Linked DNA regions of Homo sapiens: regions 2 and 3 are each linked to region 1. The links are chromatin loops, found by intact Hi-C in ENCODE. Cell type or tissue: HCT116. All regions are shown on one strand. Each heading gives the region's core, and the rest is flanking DNA. Links, peaks and the distances in the headings are about the cores only.

Region 1 (8,220 bases), core at 1,626-6,625:
GTTTCCCCATCTGTACCTGGAATGCCAAGCCTGTAGAAGCAGGACTGTGGAGCACAAGATGACAGATGCAGAGTGCCCAGGAAGCAGGGGATGGAGAAATGGCAGGGGCTCAGTGGTGGCGACTGTCACTGCAGGCTGCCAGCAATATTGGTCCCGACCTGAATTCACCTGGATGACAACCTCATGGAGGGAATTTCCCTGGGTGTGTGTTGAAGAGATGCAAAGACCAGGCAGTGGGGCGGAGCAGCACCTAAGCCCCAAGAGCTCTGCCCAGAGCCTGGCATGGGGGGCCTTGTGGTGGGGCTGTCTGTCTTTTGGGTGAGTGTAGAGGGAGCAGAAGAAACTGCCTGGGGCCAGAGCCTGGGTCTTAGCCACCTCTGAGGAGGACTCACCTCATTGACCAGTTTAAATCCCGCCTCCTCCAGGAAGCTGTCCTGGATCAGCCCAGCTCCAGTATCCTTCCTTCCCGGGCTCCCAAAGCTCAACCACAGTCCTGCCATTCCCGTTACCTGCCAAGCGCACAGGACAAACAAAACACCAGCATCAGCGATGAGGAGCTGGCCCTTCCTGTGCCAGGTCACCAGTCTGCATAATGGGGATGACATTCTTCCCTACAGACCTCAGAGGCCGTGGAGGCCAGAGGGGAGGTTGGCCCGCCCTGAGGCTAGGAGGAGGCTTCCACTTGGCAGGGGGCTGTTGGCTGAGGGATGTAGGGGCTGAAGGATCTATTGTCATTGGGAGAGGCTGGTGCCAGGGTGTGTGGAGAGGGGGCACTCAGGGAGGTGAGTCCTGCTCAGGGTCGGTCCTGCCCAGCCACTGGCTGCACCAGTTAAAGCCCCACCAGGACAGAGCTGGCAGAGCAGGGGTGTCCAGGGCAGAGAAACATCCTCAAACCAGCCACTCCCCACCCCATAGAGAGCAGGAAGCCCCAACTCAGCCTCCTCCTGGGCGTAGAGACCAGGAAACCAGATGTGGTGAGACGGCCATCTCAAAATGCACACATCTTCAAAGCGGGGCTATTTTCCATGTCCTTTGGACAATTTTAGAACAAATTTGTAACACTGGGATGCTAATGGATGACAGTCATGCTGTGTTCATGCAGGTATCTGTGTCTGGGCACCTTCGGAGGCTGTTGCTGATACAGCATCTTGGGAGGTGGGGTGGGGAGGTGTTTCTTAAAGGACCTCCAGATTTCCTTTTAGGTTCACTGCATGTTGCAAAGGACTGAACCTTCAGGAACTGGGGGAGGGGCTACAGAGCCAGCTGGCGAGGGGGTGTGGGCAGCCCTGAGGACCCCCTGTCTGGGGGGGTGGGGGTGGAAGGCACAGTTTCGTCTGAAACCACCCTTCACACACCCCCTTCTCCCAGCTCCACACGGAATCCGGGTGTATTCACGCGCTGAGGCCACCACGACAAAGTGCCACAAACAGGGCGGCTGAAACAACAGATGTGTATTTTCTGACCATTCTGGAAGCTGGATGTCCATAATCAGGGCATGGGCAGGGCTGGCTGCCCCTGAGGCCTCTTGGAGAGGCCTTGCCTGGCTCTTGGAGCAGCTGCCCTTAGTGGTGGGGCTTGCAGACGGCCACCTTCCTGCCGCGGCCTCGCACGGTTGCCCCTGGTCTGTGTCTTATCTGTGCCCTAATCTCCTCTTCTTTTAAGGACATCTGTCATGTTGGATCAGGGCCCACCGATATGGCCTCACTTTAACTTCACTACCTCTCTTTAAAAACCCCATCTCTGGGCCAGGCACAGTGACTCATGCCTGTAACCCCATTGCTTTGGGAGGCTGAGGCCAGGAGCTTGAGACGAGCCTGGGCGACATGGTGAAACCCCATATCTACAAAAAAATACAAAAATTAGCCAGGCATGGTGGTACCTACCCCTCATCCCAGCTACCAGGAAGTCCGCGGCAGGAGGATCTCTTGAGCCCAGGAGGTAGAGGCTGGGGAGGGCCGTATCATGTCACTGCACTCCGGCCTGGGGGACAGAGTGAGGCCCTGTCTCAAAAAAACAAAAACAAAACAAACCCATCTCCAACACAATCCCATTCTGAGGTACCAGGGGTTAGGACTTCAGTGGAGGAACTGGGGGGACATAATTTAGCCACAACACCAGACGCCTCTCATTACTTTGGTCTGACCCTCAGTGCTTCCCTGTTTAACCACGTTTCTTTGCTTTCCTCTTCTGTCAGGGGCCCTCCCCACTCCACACTCCCTGCCCAACATACACCCACCCATACACAGGATTGGGGGTCCGAGAGCAGCTCCTTTGCCATCCCCGCCAGCCTGAGCTTTCTTCTCACCCAGCAGAGCTGTCCATCCCTGAAGCAGAAACGTGGGGTCCACTGCTCCCAGGCAGCTCTCTCCCTGTGAACTCTGATTCTGCCTCCTCCTGGGGATGAAGGCCCCAGGGTTCCCCATCAGCCCTCCAGCCTGGCCTGATTTGTACAGCCCCTCCCTGGACCATCTCTCTGCGGCACCCCAGAGGCGGCTCAGTAGACCAGGTGACCAGGACAAGGGCCGCAGGAGGTTCGGGAGGAGAGGCAGGCCAGGGCCAGGGTGCTTTGGGCTGCCGAGGAGACGTCCCACAGGCCACCCAGGATGTGGTCTGCCCCGGGGACATGGATTTGGGGTCCTGTGCATGGGAGATAAGCATAAGCTAAGGTGGAGATCCTGGGGTACACCCACATTTAGGGGTGCTGGACAGAAGGGAGCTCCTTGGGGGGAACTGAGGCCCAGGCATGGAGGAGGAGGAAGGAACAGAAGGGAGAAGGGGTCATAGAAGCCAAGGGCCAGGGTATCACCGAGAAGGCTGGAATGGGGCTGAGAGGTGAAGAAAGGTCACGCAGAAATGAGCACAATGAATTCAGCCACCCAGAGGTGCCAGGCTCCGTGGTGACAGGAGTCTTTGTACAGGGTGGGCAGGAAGCAGGTGGCAGCTGTTTTGTTTATCAGTTACTGCATGACAAGTAACGCCAGAACTCAGCTGCTTCAAACAACCGTTTTCTTATGCACCCAGATTCTGTGGTTAGGAGATCGGACAGGGCGCAGAAGGGGCAGCTTGCCCCGTCCATGATGTCTAGGGCTCACTGGCAGGTCTCCAAAGCTGGAGCCAAAATGACCTGGACGTGAATGTCTTCCCTCAGGTCTTGGGGGGCGACGCTGGCTGTGGTCTGGGACTTCAGCCGGGGCTGTCAGCTGGAACCTGGCCTAGGGCCTGGGATTCCTCCCAGCATGGGACCTCACAGTAGCTGGACTTGGACGTGGTGGCTCAGGGCACCAAGCAAGTGTCCAGCACACCAAGCCAAGGCTCCATCACCATTCACTCCAGAGCCTGAAAAGAGGGAAGGCAGCATCATAGAGGGGCTGAAGAACATGGACCCCGGAGACAGACCACCTGGGTTCCAATCACACTCCAGCACGTACTGGCTGTGGGACCTCTCAGGGCCTCCATTTCCTTATCTATAAAATGGAGGTAATAATTGATGTTCACGCAAAGCTGTTACGAAGATTAAGCCCGTGCTGCAAGGTGGCGCCCTCAGAGCAGAGCCTGATGCATCCATGGTCCATGCCTCACAGGTGTGTGTTGCTGGAAGTGTTATCCCGAGGGGAGCTCCTAAGAGGCAAGGCATGGGCACGCCTGTGGGAGGGGAGGCGGGAGCCCAGGGAAGGGAGAGCCTGCAGCCTCGGGGGTGGGTGGTGCAGGCCTTCCAGGGGCCAGGGCAGCCTCCACGTGCAACGTCACATTTCATCTGTGCCTCAAAGTCCATATGGGGGAGATCCAGCTTGGGGACACCATGAGCAAGGGCTTGGTCAGCCCCAAATCAAGGCAGGTTCAGAGAATGGGAAGTGGCTCCACTCAGCTGAGGCCATGGCCAGTGGAGAGGGTGGCCCCAGCCCTGGCCCAGTGGGTCCTAGTTAGGGCTGTGATGATGATTTTGATATTTGAGAACATGTGGCAGGCCCAGCAAAGTGGTTTCAGGTCAGCTCTTCCATTCCAAGCCCATTCCCCTGCCCAACAGTCACTCCTTTACTTCACTGTTGCCATCCTTAAACAGGGCAGAGGCCGTGTGAGCCCATTAGGACACAGGTGTGAAATAACTCCCCAAGAGGCTGTGTGTAATCCCAGTACTTTGGGAGACCATGGCGGGAGGATCACTTGAGCCCAGGAGTTCAAGACCAACCTAAGCAACATAGTGAGATCTTGCCACTAAAAAGCATTTTAAAATCTAGCTGGGTGTGGTGGCACACACCTATATTTCCAGGAGGCTGAGGCGGGAGGATTGCTTGAGCCCAGGATGTCGAGGCTACAGTGGGCTATGATCATACCATTGTACTCCAGGCTAGGTGACAGAGCAAGACCCACCTCTTTTAAAAAAAAAAAAAAAAAAAGGCTGTGTGGACCCAAGTATGCATGCGTGTGCATGTATGTGTGTGTCTGCATGTGTGTGCACGTGCGTGTGTATGTGTCTGTGTGTAACAATCAGGGCCATCACGTTGTGGTCCAGCCAGCATGTCAAGTCTGTGTGTGGGGCGCCCTCTGCAGTTAAGCAGTGCACAACCCATGCAGCTGTACCTGGCAGCCCTGAGTGTGGACTGTGGGACCGTCTGCTAGGTAACCTCCCTGACGCCAGGCCCAGGCCCCGCCTCCCAGCCCCTCATGCCCTGCCTGCGGGAGCTACAAACCTGAGCTCACCACTCTACAGGCTCTTTTCCCTCTGGTGAGGCTGCTCCCTGGGTCTCTGGTCCTGGCATGCTCCTCCTGCAGATGCTGTGGGGACAGCAAGGTGTAGGGCGGTGTGACCTTGGCTCTGAGACTGGCTAGGCCCCTCCTCTGTTACCTGAGTCATGGAATTCTCCAGAAGTGGGCAGGGCTGAGCCCTGGAGCCAGGAGAGGTGAGGTCATGGGTTTTGTCTACCATGGGCCCTGCCATCAGGCAGGGAAGGGTGTGTCCCCTCCGTGGGGCGTGGCGGCTGAACCCAGGTTTCCCGGAGCTCCTGGCTTTGACCTAAGCCTGAGCGTCCCTCCCACAGGCCGGAGCTCTCTCGTTGGTGCTGCACCTCCATCCGGGGCTACATGTCCCCTCCACCTTTCTCACCCAACACTGGACGGCAGGGAAGCCCTGTGAGGGAAGAGGGGGTGAGTTAGGGCCCCTGGGGGCTGCGTGCTGCAGATGGAGGTGGGGGACCACACTAGCTGTGCGCTTTGCCTGGAGAGGTGGGGATGGGATGTCCTGGTGAAGGGCTAGAGGGGTAGCCAGGGCCCAGCTGTGGCAGTGGGGGCAGTGGCACTGGACTCCAGTGTGGTGACCATGCCGGCCCTGGAGGGGTCTGAGCCGGGGCATGGCTTGGCAAAGGTCATGGTGGAACTGGACAGCTGTGTGGGAGCGGAGGGGAGGCCAGGGTAGGCAGGGCCCTCACAGGCAATTGCAGCCAGGCCCTGACGACTGCAAGGGTTCCCATGCGGGATCCGGGACCCACACTGGACGAGCCCCCTGCCACTCTCCACACACTTCACCCAGTCTCAGTCACTCTCCCACCAGCTCCGAAACAGAGGGGAAACTGAGGCCTCAGGAGGTAGCTCTGGGCCCCAGCTCACACAGGGACTGCAGGGGCTTGGACCCAGCTTCCCCAGCTCCAGAGCCAGCGCCTCTTTCCCCTTGCCCGCCACGCGGCCGCCTCTGTCCGTGCTGGTGGGATTTGATTCCAGGTGATGGCCTCAGGCTGGGCGCCTGGGAGGATGTCAGTGGAGGGGGTGGTGCGTTTTGGGGCCGAGGGGAGGTGAGGAGGCTGTTTTCAGGCATGCCGAGTCTGTAGTGGGGATGACACATCCCTGTGGACATGCAGAAACCACCGGAGACATAGGTCTGGACTCGGGAGAGGCCATGACTGGGGCTTCCAATGTCAGCTCCCCAGAGGCAAGAAAGACAACTTCAGGCCACCTGAGCCTTCAGGGGATTCAGAGAGCAGAGGTGCCAGGATGGGGGAATGGGGGTAGGGTCTGGGTTGCCAGACTTCCACCCCAAACCACAGCAAGCCACCACCAGGGAGCCTGGTTTGGGGTCTGTGACGATCTATAGAAGGGGTGAGGGTGGAAGAGGCATGGGGCACAGGGTGAGGGGCAAAGGGCAGCCTCCCTGGGTGGAGAAGAAGGCCGGGGGTGGGGGAGTCTGCATATCCACCCAAGTCCCCTGTCCCTAGGGCTGGCCACGATTCCTCCTGCCCCAGAGCTGCTGGGGGATGCCGGGGCAGGAAGCTGGAGCGAGGGTTACAGCCAGGGCAGCCTGATGGCAAGAGAGACCATCCCCTCCTGCCTGACACCCCGCTCCTGTGTGGAGCACATTCATGGTTGTCACCCCGGTGCTGCCTGGGGACCAGCTCTTCACGCTCAGCAGTTACAGCAGGAGCCAGGCTGCTGGGAAACAGTGGATGTGTGGCCTGGGGGACCTTGGAGCACTTTTCCTCACTCAGTCCCAGACTCACAGGGATCCGCGCATGTACGTGCACACACACACATACACACACACCACACATCACACACACTCATTCACACACACACACTCATTCACACACACACATCACACACATTCATTCACATTCACACTCGTACACACCACACACACGCTCATTCACTCATACACACACACCACACATCACACACACACAGTACACACACACATTCACTCACATTCACACTTGTACACACCACACACATGCTCATTCACACACGCACGCCACATCACACACTCTCATTCACTCACACTCACATACCACACACACCACACACATCACACATGCTCGTTCACTCACACTCACCACATATCACACATGCTAATTCAGTCACATTCACTCACACTCACCACACACCAGACACATCACACATGCTCAGTCACATTCACTCTCATCACCACACATCACACACATTCACTCACATTCACACGCACACACTTGCTTACACACACTGACTCACTCACTCGTACTCACATGCTTGCACACACTTGCAGCCAAGATAGGGCTTATGTCATAGGACCAGGGGGACTCCAGGTGGGAGGGGGGTTCCCTGGCTGGGTGTCCTTGAGGGAAAGTTGCACTTCACAGCTGTGGCCTGCAGCCAGAGAGGACAAAGACTGTGGAAGGTCATTCAGCCTGTCGGGTGGGCCAGGGCTGGATGGCAGAGCTGTGCCCCCCATAACCCCGGGCTCCCAGCTCATTTACCCGCTGTTCTCCCGCCTCTGCTTCCCTTCAGGATGGCACCGCCAGGCCTGGGACACTGGTGCCCCAGAGCCCAGGCCTGGAGGGGCCCCTTGCAGGTGTGTGCCCAATGCCAAGGGCGCTCTGGGGCGGCCCCGCCTGAGGACCCTACCCTAGAGACTGGTTCCCCAACCTGCACCCAGAACTCCAGTCCCTTGGCGGGCAGGAGTCCCTCCCACCCCTGCCGTGGCCTGAGCGGTTCCCCAGCCATGTCCTGGGCGGTGAGGAGATGAACCAGACAGCCCTCTGCAGAAGGCCTGCCCCGAACGCCCCAGCTGGCGGCCCCCTGCTCACGCCTGGCTGCGGGGGTCTGAGGTGTCGGAGGAGCCGGCAGATCCTGGGGCACAGCAATCCCCGGGCTGAGGATCAGTTCCCGGGACACTTCAAGTCCCTGCTCTGTCCTTTCCCAGGACGAGGACACGCCCTCTCTAGACCTCACTCTGTTTCGGCGCGGTTTAATAGAATCCTCCTCAGGCTGCTGCTGTGGAGGTTAGATGTGAACATGCGTGGAGAGGACTTGGTGGCGCTCTCGGTAGTGGAGGCTTAGCAGATGACACCGTTAACCCCAGGCCCAGGGTACAGTGGCCTCTGTCCCTCAGCCATGCAGGCTGAGCTCAGGTCGGGGATGAGAATAAGCGAGGCCAGGGCACCCCCAGGCCAGGGATAGAGGCCTGGCCCAAGGCTTTGCCACCAGGGAACCCTGCTTATCCTTGTAGGGTGCGAGGGGCAGGGTCTGCCGGAGAAGGGGCCTGCTGACCACAGCTAGGGAGATGCAGAGGTTTCCTGGGGTTACCAGCCTCCAAGGGCAAAGCCACCCCAGAGCTGGGGACATGGCGGCCCTGGAAATGAAGATGGCGGCCTTGGAAATGAAGCGAGGCTGCCTGGGCCTCTCTTCCCTCACCCTGAGCAGGGCCATTGCTTCGTAAGGACTGGCAGAACTGCCTCAGGGCCTCTGGGCCAGCCAAGG
Region 2 (8,220 bases), core at 2,162-7,161, 220 kb before region 1:
TTGTCACCCAGACTGGAATGCAGTGGCATGATCTCTCAGCTCACTGCAACCTCCACCTCCCAGGTTCAAGCAGTTCTCATGCCTCAGCTTCACAAGTAGCTGGGATTGCAGGCACATACCACCACACCTTGATAACTTTTGCATTTTTAGTAGAGACAGGGATTTACAATGTTGGCCAGGCTGGTCTCGAACTCCTGGCCTCAAGTGATCCACCATCCTTGGCCTCCCAAAGTGCTCATATTACAAGCGTGAGCCACCACGCCCAGCCCTAACAATGATTTCTTCGTGGAGTATTTTAAACAAGAGTAGGTATTTAGGGGACATATAATCATTTATCAGATATTTTCTGTGTGGCTACCATGTGTCAGACATCTCCAGGCATTGGCAATTCACACCATAGACTCATGCTGTCTTCAGAGAGCTTATTGTCTAGCAGGCTCTGTGTTTTACTGTGATGAAAGTGGGACCCAGGAGAAGGCAGCCCGCTCACCTGAGTGTCACGGAAGCCTTACCAGTGAGATGATTGATGCTTGAGTTATATCTGGGAAGAGGAGCAGGTCTCCTCTTTTAAAGTAGCGAGGAGGCAGCTCTTTTCTCTGTCCATCTGGCTCTTGGCCGTTCCCTAAGCTTCCTTTAGAAACCCTAGGTATAGGCCGGGTGCGGTGGCTCACGCCTGTAATCCCAGCACTTTGGGAGGCCGAGACGGGTGGATCACGAGGTCAGGAGATCGAGACCATCCTGGCTAATACGGTGAAACCCCGTCTCTACTAAAAATACAAAAAAATTAGCCGGGCGTGGTGGCGGGCGCCTGTAGTCCCAGCTACTCGGGAGGCTGAGGCAGGAGAATGGCGTGAACCCCAGAGGCGGAGCTTGCAGTGAGCCAAGATGGCGCCACTGCACTCCAGCCTGAGCAACTGAGCTAGACTCCGTCTCAAAAAACAAAAACAAACAAACAAAAATAACGCTAGTTATAACTTGACGTTTTTGGGTGTACTTCCCTTTCAGTGACCTACAGAAGACGCAAAACTTCCTTCATCGAACTTGACTCCCACAAGGTGATGAAAATAAACCATGTATTAAAATACAACCCATCTAGAGGCTGTGTGTCAAGCTGACCTTCATCCAATTTTAATTTGTTTTCTTACTCAGGAAACTTTATTTTTCAATGTATATTACAGTTATAAGATGGTTGAAATACTCAGATTACTTTATGCATTTTTATTGTTATTATTATTTTTTGAGACGGAGTCTTACTCTGTCACACAGGCTGGAGTGTAGTGGCACTTCCCACTCAGTGCAACCTCCGCCTCCCAGTTTCAAGCGATCTTCATGCCTCAGCCTCCCAAGTAGCTGGGACTACAGGCACACACCACCATGCTCAGCTAATTTTTTTGTATTTTTAGTAGAGATGGGGTTTCGCCATGTTGGCCAGGCTGGTCTCAAATTCCTGACTTCAGGTGATCTGCCTGCTTCGGCCTCCCAAAGTGCTGGGATTACACCCGTGAGCCACTGCACCCAGCCCAGATTACTTTAAATTAGATCAGCAGTTCTCAGCCACAGTGGAATGGTGGGGTGGGGTGAGAGCAAGTGGAGTGTAACTCCAGGCAGCCTGTCTGACTCATCTTTGCAGAAAGACGCCTGAAGAACATGTGTGGTGCATGTTGTAGTGCTGGGAAAATGGTTGATAACTCGCAGCGTAGAAGGTGACTTATCGTAGAAACTGAATTTGTACATTATTAACTTAACGACAGTCGAAGCATAATTATTATAGAAGCCTCAAATGAGTGATCAGCTTTTTCCTTTTTAATTTGAAAAATTCGAAATATGTTTGAAGAGAATTATATAATGAAACTTTAGATTGTCAGCCCCTACCTTCGGCAGATATCAGTTCTTGACAAACTATTTCATTTATTTCCCCTCCTTTTTCTCCCTACCCTGGATTATTTGGAAGCAATTCCTGACATCATTTCATCTATCAGAATTGCATTATGTAAAGAGGTACATTTTTATGAATATCCATTTATTATTTGGTCCCTCTACAAGTGGTGGAGAGAAAAATAAAATCAGGTTACCACCATCTTCCAAAACATGGAAATTAGCCATAGTTTTGGTCCTTAGTCATTTAGAATCTGATTGAGTTCGGGGCTTACTCTATCACTCATATTGCTAGTCAGTGTTATATGGATGCTGTCTTATTTAATTATAAGTCTAGCCATCTATAAGGTACAGAATTTCTGTTTAATAGGTGAGGAAACTGAGACTCAGACTGAAACTTAGCCAAGGTCATGTAGCTAATAGTGTGGAGCTGAAATTGAAATCCAAGTTTGACCCTAGCGTAGAAATGTTCTTTTTGGCAGACCTGACATTGATAAAGCTGAAAAGGATAGGCAGACATCATCTACCTTATACCTGCACTCAGATTCTCAGTTGTGAGTGAGTAGAATGTCCACTATATAAAGTTTCTGTGCAGTCTTGGATCACTTCTGTGCATTGATTCTCGAAGTGTGTTCTGTGGGCCACAGAGAGTCCATGGAGTCTAAGCCTTTTATAATAAGACATCATTTGCCATTTCCACTGTGCTGACATTTGCATCAAGGGTACAATAGCAAAGTTGGGGTAAAACTGCTGAGACCTTAGCATAAATCAAGTGGTGCCTAACTGTACTAGTACTCACTATATTTTCCACAACCACACACACATTTGTGGTAAAATAAAAACCATCTTCACTGAAAAATGTCCTTGGCGAAATAGTAAAAATGATTAGTTGTTATAAATCTTGACCCTTGAGTACATCTTTTTGATATTTTCTGTTGTAAAACTAGAAGCTCACATAATGCACTTCTACTCCATACTGGGTTCCAATGATTGTCTTGAGGAAAAGCAGGTGTGTGATAGAGTTGTGAGCTGAACTAGCCACTTTTCTGATGGAATAGCATTTTTACACGAAAGAACATGAGACAGTCTTGGCAGAGAGGAAACTGCCAGTGTTGGTTGCCAATAAAAAAAATTTTCAAGTCAAAATTAAAATTTCGAAAAACTTATATTTGGCATCATGAGTTTGACAACTTCCTAATAATTTAGACTTTTGTTATAACATCAATGATGTTAGTAAATATGGATTTTAAAAACTATTATTTGATGAAATGTGTCAACATTTGGAAGATCTGCATAATTCAGTGAACCAATATCTCTCAAATGACTAAAGGGGCTTTTTCATTAACTGTATTAATGTTAACATGTAATGTGTTTATTATTAAATTTAAATGAATTAGTAAATATTTAATATTTTCTCAGTTTTAATATCTGTCAGTATAACTGACATATGAAAAAATTCTTTGGGGTTCTCATTAATATTTTTAAGAGTTGAAAGGGGCCCTGAGAAAAGTATAAGAACCAGCACTCTAATGCCCTTTCAGGATGAGATAGGTAGAGTGGATGTGAGCATGTCTGTATTACAGAGTTCAGTGTATATACTTTTAAATATCTACTATTTCTGAATTATACCTTCCTTCCATCAGTATAATCAATATTTAACTATATTTGTATTATTCATGCTTCCATTTAATAAATATTTATTGAGAACATAGTTATCAGAGGTTGAAAGAGAAGGGGTATACAGAATATATAAATCATGTTTATTCTCTGTAAGAGCTCATGGTCTCTATTCTAAAAAGTCATAAAAAAACAATGTTACTGTACTAAATTGCCTTTTAAGTTTATTGCTTATCTTGCCTGGGTGTGGTTATGAAATAAATTTGTTGCTGTTGTCTATTTCTGTGTAACAAACTACCCCAAAACTTAGTGGCTTAAAACAACAATTTGTAATGACCTCCACAGGGCTTTGGGTTGATTGCTTAGCTAACTGATTCTCTACTTGTGGTCTCTTGTTTGCCATCGTAGAGCAGCTGGGCTGGGTGTCCAGTGTGCTCCCATCTCAAGGCTGGCAGTTGATGCTAGCTGGGAGATCTGTTGAGGTGTTGCCTGGAACACCTCAGTTCTTCTTCTTGTGACCTTGCTATGAAGCTTGGCCTCCTCACCGCAACGCAGGCAGGTTCCCAAGAGGGGACATCCCAAGAGTGGCAGAAACTATAAGGTTTCTTATGGCCTAGCTCAGCTATCCCTGAATGTTACATTTTATTGGTCAAAAGCAGGTCACGAGACCAGCCCAGATTCAAGAGGAAAGAACCACAGAAGGGCATAAGTGCTGGGAGATGTGGTTCATTTGTGGCCATCTTTGGATGCTAGCTGCCACAAGACTGCTAGGAGACTGTTGAATTAAGTTTTATAAATTATTGCTTATTGTAGCTGGGAAAATGAATACTTTCATTCTTAAGATCAATATCCAGGCTTCTGTTCAAAATAGAAAATTTAAGCTGAATCCATTCAAATGCTATTCTTTGCATTTTTTTCCTTTAATTTACATTTGACATTAACATTCTCTCCCTGACTTTTTCCCATAGTTTCTTCTGATGAGCAGGAAATGTCCACTATCTAGTACAGGTGTCTTCACTTATAGTCAAAATGGAAGAGGAGCAAGTGCACAGAGTTCCTGTAAGATGCATGTTCATGTGGCTGCACTTGCTGGCCACTGAGTTGTTGATATTGACCAAATCTTGTCTTTAGTCTGAGAAAATGTAGGGCTGTGTTATCTTGTGGCAGTGTGGCAGGCTGGATGTTCACTCTGACAATAACAGCTCAAGTTCTATACAAGAGAGGCTGAGGGGCAGCATTTGGAGGGTGGAGTTTGAGGGTTGTTTGCAAGTGCCATTTAAACAGCATTCACAGTGTCTCCAATTTGATTATGTATTCACAGTGGCTTGGAAATCTGGCTGGAGGAGTGTTTCTTTTTTTTTTTTTTTGAGACGGAGTCTTACTCTGTCACCCAGGCTGGAGTGCAATGGCATGGTCTCAGCTCACTGCAACCTCTGCCTCCTGGGTTCAAGCGATTCAGCTGGAGGAAATTTGATAGGGAGATGCTTTAGCTAAAGCTCCCCCTTGGTGGTGCTGTTGCACTATAACTTCCAAAGAAAACATCTTTTTTGTTGCTCATTTTTTTAAGCAAACATTTTATTGGACACTAAGGTGCACCAGGCTCTGTGCTAGGCTTAGGGGAACTAATACAACAGTTAATATCCTTATAGTCTAATCCTGGCTATTAACTTTCTTAACATCAAGAGTGAAGAAATAATATTATTATATACTATTATATTAAATAATAATATTAATACATAGCTAATTAATTCAAGCCAGATCCATTGCTGCATGTAGACACTATGGAGGCAGTAACCAATTTGCCTAAAGATGATGCATTCACAAATTTCACAATTTTAAAGGTTACTTAAAAGGGTATCACATAGCTCTTAAATATAGCTTAAAATGCACAGTTTAAGTCTAATAAGAAAATTGCAGTTTAAAACTTCACTGACATGCTATTTCTTACCTATCAGATTAGAAAAATCCATTTTCCAGGTTATGTGGAAACAGACCGTCTCAAAATTTTCTGGTTGAAGTGTAAATTGGTACAACTCCTATGAAGAATGTGGTAATATCCATCCAAATTTCAAATAACATCACCCTTTGACCCAGCAATCCTACGTGCATTTGTGCAAAATGACAATGTACTAGTTTATTTTGGGAGTATTTTTTATAATAGCAAAAGATTAGGAACAACTCAAATATCCACCAACAGAGACCTACTTAAATATGGTACATTGATCTAGTAGTGTGCAGCTGTAAAAAAAAAAAAAGAGTAAGGTACTGATGGAAGGCTCTTTCAGATATATTACGTGAAAAATACAAGATATGAAATAATACATGTAGTATGTGATTAGTGCAGGGGAAAATAATATTTGTTTGCATTTATCTTTGTTTACATGCAGAAACTCTGGAAGGACACACAAGAAACTGATAAAAGTGGTTATGGGGTGGGAGGAGAGCTAGCCTTTTCACTGTGTATGTTTTTCCTCTCATCTCTTACCATGTAAGCACCAAAGGGGCAGTGATCTTTATTTTTTTCACTAATGGTATCCTTATAACAATACATGGCACATAAATATTTTTAGAATAAATGATTCAAAAATAACTCAAAGAACAAAAGTAACATAAGCTGATTACAAAAAATAGAGACAAACTTGAAGCCAACTGTTAATATAATGTCTGCTTCCAAGTAATCCTTAAATTGATGTCTTGTTGTATAACACTCTAGATGATTTTCTACTTGCGTATATGCAATTTAAAAAAAAAGTTTTATAGGCATTTTCCATAATATAATCTATGTTGAAAGATATATGGCCTCAAAATATCATTGAATTTATCCAGTGAATATTGCTAATGCCATATATTACGACATTTAAGTTGTTTATATAAATGCATGTCTAGACACATACAAACAGCTCTGGAAAGAAAATATTCACTCATGCATCAGAGACAGTGTATGACAGTGTGAACACTGGAATGGGAGACCCACCTCCATTTCTTGCCAGCCGTGTGATCTTGGGAAGTTACCTAACCTTTCAGTGTGTACAGTCCTTTAGTACTTGTCCCATAAAGTGATTGATTCCCGGGTTCCAAGCAGGAGACCCTTATGGATAATTTGCTTAATAAAATTGAGCATGAAGATACCTGGATAAGCAACTGCAGGAGAGTTTCTCTCTTCAAGAGGGTAGGGCTAGGTGAACTGCTCCCAGATCTGATGTGTGTCTTGAGCTTCGTTAAGCAACAAGGAAAAAGACTGAAAGTCTAGCAGGAGCAAGTTCAAGATGAGGGACCACTGATTCCTTGGTTCACCTTGCTAAGTTATATTTGCAAAGAGCAGATGGTTTGGACTAATCTGACTCTCGCGTGCATGTTGTTTTCATCCTCTACCTCAGAGGCTGGGAGTTCTGCAGGCCCGGCTCCTACGGAGTGGCCTTTTGGGAGCAAGTTCACATTTTCCTATTTACTTACGTTGTTATTTTTAAAAGACTTTGTTTTCATTTCCCATTGTTAATTGGCTCTTGGAATTTACCCCTGCCTATTTCCCTTCCTGAATCTTGCCATTTATAAAGCAATTTCTTCTTTCCATATATTAGTTTTCCTAAAGTGGGGTATATTTGATCAAATTCAAATAGTTCTGAAGTACCAGTAACATGACTGAGAATGGCTATTTATTTATTTATTTATTTTTTTTTTTGAGACAGAGTCTCGCTCTGTCGCCCAGGCTGGAGTGCATTGGCACGATCTCAGCTCACTGCAAGCTCCGCCTCCTGGGTTCACACCGTTCTCCTGCCTCAGCCTCTCGAGTAGCTAGGACTACAGGCGCCTGCCACCACACCCTGCTAATTTTTTGTATTTTTAATAGAGACAGGGTTTCACCGTGTTAGCCAGGATGGTCTCAATCTCCTGATCTGGTGATCCGCCCATCTCAGCCTCTCAAGGTGCTGGGATTACAGGTGTGAGCCACTGTGCCTGGCCTATTTACATATTTTTTAAAAATTTGTAAATGGGCATTTCGCAGGCCATTCTCATATAAGAGGGAGAATTGGAAGTCCTTTGAAATATGTTTTTTAAAAAGGTTTTAATTTTTAAGTTATCCAAAGTGACACCTGTAATGTGAATAGGACATTCCAGAACAAAAAAGTTGAAACAAAATTATCAGTGTTTTATACAAATTTTGTACTCCTTGTGTAGCTAGAAATCAAACGTTTCATATTAAAATGAGAATTGAATTAGTTTAAACAAGTTTTGTTTGCAGAAGTCTCTGATTCCTTATGAAGAGGAAAAGAATATGAAAATTTTATAGTATTATGTTTTTATATTGCACTTACAAAATTGAGTGAATATTGTGTGATGATCGAAAGATTTTAGGCATTTTTTCAAGCCACAGTTTTTTTTTTTCTTTCACAGTGATATATGGTACTTACTGGAAATTTTACTTTTATTTCCTACCATATCATTTGCACCTGTTTTGCTGGTGTGTGTTGATTGGTCTTATTCTATCTCGTAAGTAATTACTGACCCTGACTGGTCTAGACACTGACTGGTAGCAGTGTAATGTCAGGCCACTTAAAAAAGGACTTTCTTAAAATTGGGCCACAGACTAAATGTTATTAAGTTTGAAGTATCACACCATATCTTTGTTGCAACTAAGAAAGTGAAAATAGGCCTTATTAAAGTCTGTTTAACTTATATCATTACATCTATTTTTAAATTTTTTTCACAACTTGAATAGTATTTCACTTT
Region 3 (8,220 bases), core at 2,162-7,161, 430 kb before region 1:
TTCCACACTGCGGGAGCTTTGTTCTTTCACTCTTTGCAATAAATCTTGCTGCTGCTCACTCTTTGGGTCCACACTGCCTTTATGAGCTGTAACACTCACCGCGAAGGTCTGCCGCTTCACTCCTAAGCCAGCGAGAGCACGAACCCACCAGAAGGAAGAAACTCCGAACACATCCGAACATCAGAAGGAACAAACTCTGGACATGCCGCCTTGAAGAACTGTAACACTCACTGTGAGGGTCTGTGGCTTCATTCTTGAAGTCAATGAGACCAAGAATCCACCAATTCCAGACACACTGCCATGTATAACCCTACTGCAAATAGTAGAGTGAGTATAGCAATTCCCACAAGTGTGGTGTAGTAGATACTTTCCATCTAAAATTTTATTTGCCAAGGTATCCAGATTTTTGTGTTACCCATCTCTTTTTGTTTCTTGTAAGCTTCAGGAGATCACCACTTGATTCACAGGAATAAGCAGTGTTAGTCTAAAATGTAGGCACACAACTTAAAAACAATTAATGTGACTAGGATTTAATGACAAATGTATGATAAGCTTTGGAGCATATTTTCTCTCTCTAGTCCTGATTTTGGTAAAAACAAATTATGATAGGACCGTGTTGTTTGTAGAATAAACCTTAGTCTTATATTTGGCCTTGTTATTTGCATAAAGTTCAGCAAGAGTAATTATTTCTGCATAGTCCTTTTGGATTGGCTTCGATGGAACTCTGTTCCACAAGAAATCTCAGATAAGACTTCTTAAAGCTGAGCCCAGCATGGGTTTGTATCTTCAAATACCTGTGAGTTGGGTGATCCTTTTCTCTTAAGGTCCCAAGATAAACTTGGAGCTCCTGGACCTGTTAGAAAGTGACATTCTTTACTGACCAAAGGTTAGGAACCCTGTGCGGGGACTGTGTAGACAAGGTATGAGGCCAGTTCTTCCCATGGGGCTTTTTCAGCTCTGCAAGTGGAGGTTGACTCCTTAAAGGGAAGCATACACTTCCAGTCAAAGCCTTGATAAAATAGCCAGTTTTTCCATTTGTGTCCTGTTGAAAAAGAAAAATGGATTCTTATTTCACTGATGCAAACAACTATATTGCCATAAGTTAAGAGTTCTCACAGATTAGAGGAACCAGGCAGAGAGAAACAATCATGCTTCAAGTTTTGTTCACAGGAGTATACCTTACTCAATTATTAAAGGCTGTAAATAGTTCAAAATAAGTTTCCTTGACTCTGAAAAACAAACCAAGGATCAGCAATATTCCAAGCAAAAGTCAAAAAGATTGCTTTAGCTTTCTGAGTGTAGTCCATTTAGTCAATTCTTGTTTTGCTTGATATTTGTGAACATTTCAGTTCATGAGTCCTGTACGTTCTTTCTCTCTTCCAATGTTACAATCTTCAAAGCTGTTAAAAACCTGCATTTGAGGACACCTGTTGAAAGTCCTTAATATAGCTTGATTATAAACTGTCTTTTCAGAAGGAACAAAGCAAAACAACAATTGTCTGTGCATGACAAAATTTCCAGGTTACAGTTAAAAACATGACGGAAAAAGTTTAGTTAACCTTAATTATGATTGATAGTATATACTTAGACATTAGAATTTTAGAAATCCCATACAATTTTGGAACATATATTAGTATTATTCACCAAAATATAACTTAAAGAAGATTGGACATCGTTTTGGCAATTCTAATGTGACTAAACATGTCAGATAATCCTGTTTACCTCTTCTCTGGATGTTTCAGGGGCCTTCTGAACAATCCAGAAAGCCAGGCATCAGGAAGGACAATTTTGAAACTTGAAGCTTGATTTTGGGATGCCTTTTAAATGTTAGAGGTTTAAAACACTTGATGTTATGAAATAGAATTCCAAATTGCCATTATTTATTTTGCCAAAATGATGTCACAAAAGGAAAAAATCTTTCATCATCCTTTACTATTACATGAAAATCCTGTTTAAAGCCAAATTTTACCCTTGTATTAGTTTATTAAAGTTGTAAACAACCTTTTGATAAAACCTCATAGGAAAGTTCACCTAATCTTAACCAATGACCATGGGGTGAAGTCTTTACAAACCCTTTACAACCCCTTTTGTTAAACGGCAGATTAGTGTCTTAAGACAGCCTTGCCGTGTTTTTCTTTCAATGCTCAATTTAGGAAAAGACCATATAATACCCTTTTGAATTTAGTTAATGTTTATACATTTTTGCAAGATTAATTTTTGTCTTCCTGTAACTTGCTTAAACCTTTAGCTCTGTCTTATTAAATTTAAGATAATCTCTTATCCCTGGGCAAAATTTATATTTTCATGCTTTCTTATAATCTTTTACTAAAAAACACATTTCACTGTTTTTATAAGCCTTGCATATAAAACTTTAGAGATCTCAAATACATGTTGCACTGTTAACTCTCAGCAACTTTTACTTTAGGTAAAAAACCTGGTTAGTAAGTGATTTTAATTATATACCAGGTGTGGAGTCTAGGACCCAGACAAAGTCAGGCTTATGGGGTCCTGGGCCTGCATCCTAACCTAAGGTACCCTTTCTTTTGACAGAACGCTACAGAAAGACACACAAAGCACACCAGATTGGTTACAGCTTAAGACCAACCTCACAAATTCTTTTTTATTAATTAAAACTTTACAGAGAATAAACAATCATCCTTATTATCCTTGTTACTGGTTTGCACAGGAAGAGATAAGCCAAAATGTTGACTGGTAAAAAAACTTTTACCCTTTTGCCAGCATGTCAGGCTTCTGGGTTCCCTTCCCATTAGCTCAACTCTAAGTCAACCATTTTAAGGTTTGGGGAAATTAACTTTTCCTACTTTGGAGGAACATTATACAGGAAGAGATAGGAACCATTGTACACTGTGAAAGAAGGAAAAACACCATAGAAAAGTCTGGGGATTCCAGTTAGGGTTGTCAAGAGGTACCGCCTCTCTTCCTATTGGGAATTGTGTTTCTCTTATTTCTTTGCCTTCCCTATTTTCTCTTTTCGTTTTAGGCCTACTATAGGAAACGTTGCTTATCTTTCAATTTCTTTGCTGCCTGCTCTTCAGCTGTAATTAGGGTTTGGCTTAGAAGCAACATAAAATCTCTTCATGAGAGGTGAAACACCTGAGTTAAATTTTGGAAAGCTTCTATATACCTATCAGGGTCTTCAGAAAATTGGCCTCAGTCACCTTTATTTGCCTAAGGTCTTGCAAAGAGGAGGGAACTTGAACCCTAGTGACATCACCTCCATTGGGCATTTCCTGTAGAGGTAAGAGTGAAAGTGGGGAGTGGGAAATTTTGGAGATGGTGGAGGTGGAAGAACTGGTGGTATGGTTGGAGGTGGCCCTAAATAAGGGGGACTTGAAGGGCTGGGACACCCAATAGCTGCCTCAGATGATTTCCCCAGAAGTTGCTTCTCTCATTTTGGGGAATTATTCTCTTTGGGCCTGCTCAATATGATTGCTAAAAGGGCTGGGTTAATTCTGTAACGCTTGCAAAGGTCTAGTAAAAAGGCCATGCCCTGTGCAAAAGAAAATGAGCTGCTTTTTAAAGTTTCAGGGTCAAAGAAATCCTTGTGCTTCAGAATGCACTCCAGGGGAGTGCAGGATGAAGATGGTACCCACTTAGAGAAAAAGGTGGCCCTTTAGTCTCCTTCCTTTTGGTGTGACCCATGGTGGAGAGGAAGCAGTGGGGGCATCCCCCCTGCTTTTTTCCCCCTGTGTTTCCTGGGTCCCAGGCACCTTGTTGAACATGCTGCCCATGGTTGCAAGTGTGACCCCCAGTCATGGAACCAGAGGAACTAAGTCACTGGGGCTAGTCATGCTCACCCAAGTGGCTGTAGTCCTCTGCCTGTGATTTCCCTTTAACTTCCTAGACTTGTGTGACTTGCCTGGCTTCCTGAAAAATGGATTTCAAGAAAAACTACATAATAGTTGGGCAAGGCCCCTTTAATGCAGGGGATGTGCTAGATTGAACTCTGTATCCTGCTATTATGGCCTGTGCTGAAGCATTTACCCTTAGATAATGGTTCCAGTTAACTTCCAAACTTAAAATTCCCTTACTAATTAAGTACTACTCTAATTGAAGGCAGAATAGGTGGCTTAAAAAAACTTAGGGATTGAATGGCCATTTTCCTGCTGATGAGACAGTATTGAGACTAAATTTTGGCTTTGGAGGAATATTTTACCCCTAATTGTTGAAGGCAGAGTTTTCTCATTTACAGAACCAGCATAAAGCCTGGTTTCTAGTAGAGAGGCACAAAAAGGAAAGAGAATTGGGAGGCTAGGATGTTTCATTGGACTGACAGTGTGCTTCATGGAGAGGATTCCTATTTCACTAGGTGGCGCTGTTGACCTTGAAACACCACATACTCTCTAGACCAAGGGCAGAGAGAGACCTGGAAAATGCCATGTGCTCTCCAGACCAAGGGCAGAGAAAGAGAGATTCTCACTGTTGGGGGGTCAGGGAGCCCTGTTCTTAGAAAATCACAAAGACGCTTCCCCTTGAGCTATATGCCTTGTTACTACGACATTCCCTGATCTTACCAAACAAGACTACTTCCCTGAACCATAAAACTTCCCACACATTTCATACAGAGAGGATAAGAGATATGACGGTTGCGAACAGGAGAGGAGGAGATTACAATAGGAAAGTTGGAGATCCTGTTGCCGACACCGCATTGGGGCGGTTGGCGGCTGGGGTCCAGAAGCCTTTGGATAACACCAGGGGGTAGCGCCGGCCAGAAATCCTCAGTTGCCCCAGGACTTCTTCCAGCCCCACACGACAGCTAAGTCCTCCATGAAAGGTCTAAAATGGAAGCCGAGAACCTTGGAATGAAAGGACAGAGTTAGAGTTCGCTCTTCCCCTTACCGTTCTTATGAATGTTGTACCTTGGTATCCCGGACAAAGCTGCCATTATGAAGTGGCTACACTATCTGGGGTGTATACCCTAGGGTTTGTTGTTGCCTGCCGAGAAAGAATTAGGACACGGACATGTGGGTGGGTTAAGGAGTGGAAAGCTTAATAGACAGAAGAAAGGAGAGAGGAGAGCAGCTCCTTGAGAAAGAGACGTGTTCGAAAAAGGTACTTTCTGGTCTCTTATGCTTCTGCTTTGATTCCTTTTCTGTTCCAGCCATGTTAAACTTCTTTCAGGTCCTTGAACAGGCCCTACCTGTTATTTCTTAACCACAGGGCTTCACACGTGCTGTTCTCTGCTTTGGAAGTTTCTGAACTCCCACATCCACCCAGGCCAACCCTTCTTGTCCTTTAGGTCTTAACATTTTTTTTTTTTTTTTGTGATGGAGTCTTCCTCTGTCTTGCCCAGGCTGGAGTGCAGTGGCGTGATCTCAGCTCACTGCAGCCTCTACCTCCCGGTTTCAAGTGATTCTCCTGTCTCAGCCTCCCAAGTAGCTGGGATTACAGGCGCCTGCCACCACACCCAGCTAATTTTTGTATTTTTAGTAGAGACGGAATTTCACCGTGTTGGCCAGGTTGGTCTCGAACTCCTGACCTCAGGTGATCCACCCACTTTGGCCTGCCGAAGTGCTGGGATTACAGGCGTGAGCCACTGCACCCAGCTGGTCTTAACTTTTATGGTATGAACTCTTGGAAGCTTTCCCTTGGAAGCTTGAATAGTTGCCATCTTAACATTTCTTGTTGATGTATCCGTATCTCTGTATATCATTCCCTTCTTCACAACTTTAACCTTGGCACTTTGCATACTGCTGGCCACATAGTGGGCACTCAGGAAATATTTATTGACTGTTGATAGGCTTCTTGTGCTTAATGTAACCATAATGTGATGTAGCTTATATATGGCTTATTTGGTTTTTCAACCCTGTACTTGTTCTTTAGTATTTGCACATTGAATTGTTTATATGAATCATTGATTATGAAATAGTAAAGCTCATTCTCTCTTATTTATTTTGATATTTTTTCTACTTAAAGTAATACTTGTATATTGTTAGAAAAGGTAAATAATAATAAAGGCAGGTTATAAAAAATCAGCAGTATCCTTACCCATCCCCACTTTTTAATCTCATTTTCAGAGGCAGTTACTTTTAAGAACTCTGTCTCTCTCTCTCTCTTTTTCTTTTGGTAGAGATGGGGTCTCACTGTGTTGCCCAGGCCGTTCTTGAACTCCTAGCCTCAAATGGTCCTCCTGCCTGGGCCTCCCAAAGTGCTGGGATTACAGGCCTGAGCCACTGCACCTGGCCCTAAAAATTCTTTTAAGCTTTTTCTTTTGATTCTTACCTCTGCGTTTATAAATCTGCCTAAATTGCTATTTTGTGATTTATCAATTTTAGATAATACATATTAACTTCTTGTTATGGTAGGTGGGGTATTCTTCCCTTTCCTTCCCCTATTTCTAAAAGCACTTCCAGTATAGGTATATAAGAATTCTTGGTTAATATAGTGTTTAGCTTTTATATTATTATGACTACATAAATATTGTTCACTGCTGGTGAGTACTTCACCATGTTTCCCCTTCCCTCCCCCTAGTTTGCTTAGTTTTCCATGGATATATTATTAATTTTTACCAAATACTTTGAACGGCCTGTGGGATTTAGTGCCTAAGAAATTGATGCAAGGTGTTACTCTGGCTACTGCTATTGCAGTTGTTTTGTGTCCCTGTTCCAGAGGTTTCATGCCTTTTTCAGCTTTGTCAGTAAAGTAAAATCTCAGATCCCCACCATGCCTGACTTGACAGTGTAACATCCCCCATTTTGTTTGTGCTTTCTTTTTGGAACTGTTACTATTAATATATTAAAATCTTCTAAATTGTTCTTTAAATTTTCTATTTTTTCTCCTCCTGTTTTTCACTTATTTGTCCTCTTGTTCTTTATTATGGGAGTTCCCTTAACTTTTATCTTTTCTCCGTTCTTTTGTTTTAAATTTCAGGTGTCCTTTCTTGTTCTTTATTTCCTTTTTTATGACATCCTACTCTTGCTTCATGAAGCAATATGAAACGGTTAAAAGAGAATGGTTTCTGTACCTATCCTACCTGGGTTTAAAACCTGATGTGCCACTTTCTAGCTCTATAATCTTGGGCAAGTTACTTAACCTTTCTTTGCTTTAGTTTATTCATGTAGGTTAGGAGTTGGTAGACATTTCATCTAAAGGACCAAATCATAAATATTTCAGGCTTTATCAGCCAAGAGGCAAAATGAAGGATATTTTAAATTATTTAATTATTTCATTATGTAAGTACTTACATAACAAGAGAGAAAACATTTCTACAAGTTTTTTATTAATAAAGCTCAAAATGCGATACTAATAATGATTGAGAACAATTTTTGCAATAAAGGTTTGCTAATGAGAAGAATGAATGTTTTTTTGGAGGAGAGGGGATAACATTTGGCTTAATTGGAGTTTAAAGTTAGTGTTCTCTATCATCAAAATTGATTATAGATGCAGCATTAACCACCTATTAATGCTGATTTGTAATGAGATTTCATGTATTTCATCTTTGAAAATGTCTTCTTAGATACTGCCAAATACTGCTAATAGTCTGTGAACATATGGTTTTAATAGAGCATATTCATTGCTTGGACGACATTTACAGAATTCTTTTAGACTCTTTTCTTGATACTTAACGTTTAGCAAATCATTACACTGCAGACTAATCACTTCCAATTGAGGATTAGGTAGAAGCTCCTCATTGCACAGTTAAATGATTTTTGAAATGTGGAATGTTCGTTTCTACTTGCATTGAGGTATGAAAAAATACTGCTGGAAATATTTGATTTTGGAAAATATGTCTGCTGCATATTTGTGTGGCAGTAGAGATCTTCTTATTTTAATTTTTGACAGCATAGGAAGTACATGAAGCATCTTGACATGACTTGTGACTTAGGCAATGTTAGTTGTCCTTGAAATGACTGTCTCAATATAGGTTTTGCACGTAGACCCTGTTGTCCTTCTAACTTTAGGCTGAATTCATTAACAGATATATCAAGTCTGCAGCAACAATAGTAGTTGAGGGTCATTCTTTTCATTCAGAAAAATTTGTCTCAGCCTGGAGCTTGAAACATTTCAGTAAAACTCTGCCATTGTTAAGCCATTGTATTGTTTCGTGGCAGGACGCGTCAGGATATTTAGCTTCTATTTCTGACAAAAATGTCATGAGAACAAATGAAATTTACCTGTGACATTACGGTTCAATAACACATGATAGATTCAGATGTTTTCTGCAGAGTACCTGCTGATTGAGAATATGATTAATAGCCA

Evidence for each region. Peaks named below come from ENCODE experiments on the same cell type or tissue, not always from the same donor. Only the 100,000 strongest peaks of a DNase experiment are listed, where the experiment ranks them.
Region 2: it touches region 1 in a loop (4-fold over the local background); 13 of 110 quality-filtered maps call a loop at or near these places.
Region 3: it touches region 1 in a loop (3-fold over the local background); 5 of 110 quality-filtered maps call a loop at or near these places.

The regions. Positions count from the first base shown.
Region 1 is chr18:49,018,326-49,026,545 of GRCh38, reverse strand. It overlaps DYM-AS1 (DYM antisense RNA 1), which reads right to left and starts at 2,843. Exons shown (of 5, transcript NR_148999.1): 1 at 2,807-2,843; 2 at 2,237-2,324; 3 at 393-509. RefSeq lists an enhancer at 278-1,179. In HCT116, for the core only: a CTCF peak has its summit at 4,551 (motif pointing left); DNase peaks (open chromatin) are centred at 4,595 and 4,845; H3K4me3 peaks cover 1,099 bases; H3K27ac peaks cover 1,056 bases.
Region 2 is chr18:49,235,431-49,243,650 of GRCh38, reverse strand. All of the region lies in intron 13 of DYM (dymeclin), which reads left to right. Among named protein-coding and RNA genes, the nearest start is that of MIR4744, 190 kb to the right of the region's middle. In HCT116, for the core only: a CTCF peak has its summit at 4,997; a DNase peak (open chromatin) is centred at 5,020.
Region 3 is chr18:49,444,126-49,452,345 of GRCh38, reverse strand. The region is part of intron 1 of DYM (dymeclin); the gene reads left to right. Among named protein-coding and RNA genes, the nearest start is that of DYM, 12 kb to the left of the region's middle. In HCT116, for the core only: a CTCF peak has its summit at 4,326 (motif pointing right); a DNase peak (open chromatin) is centred at 4,345.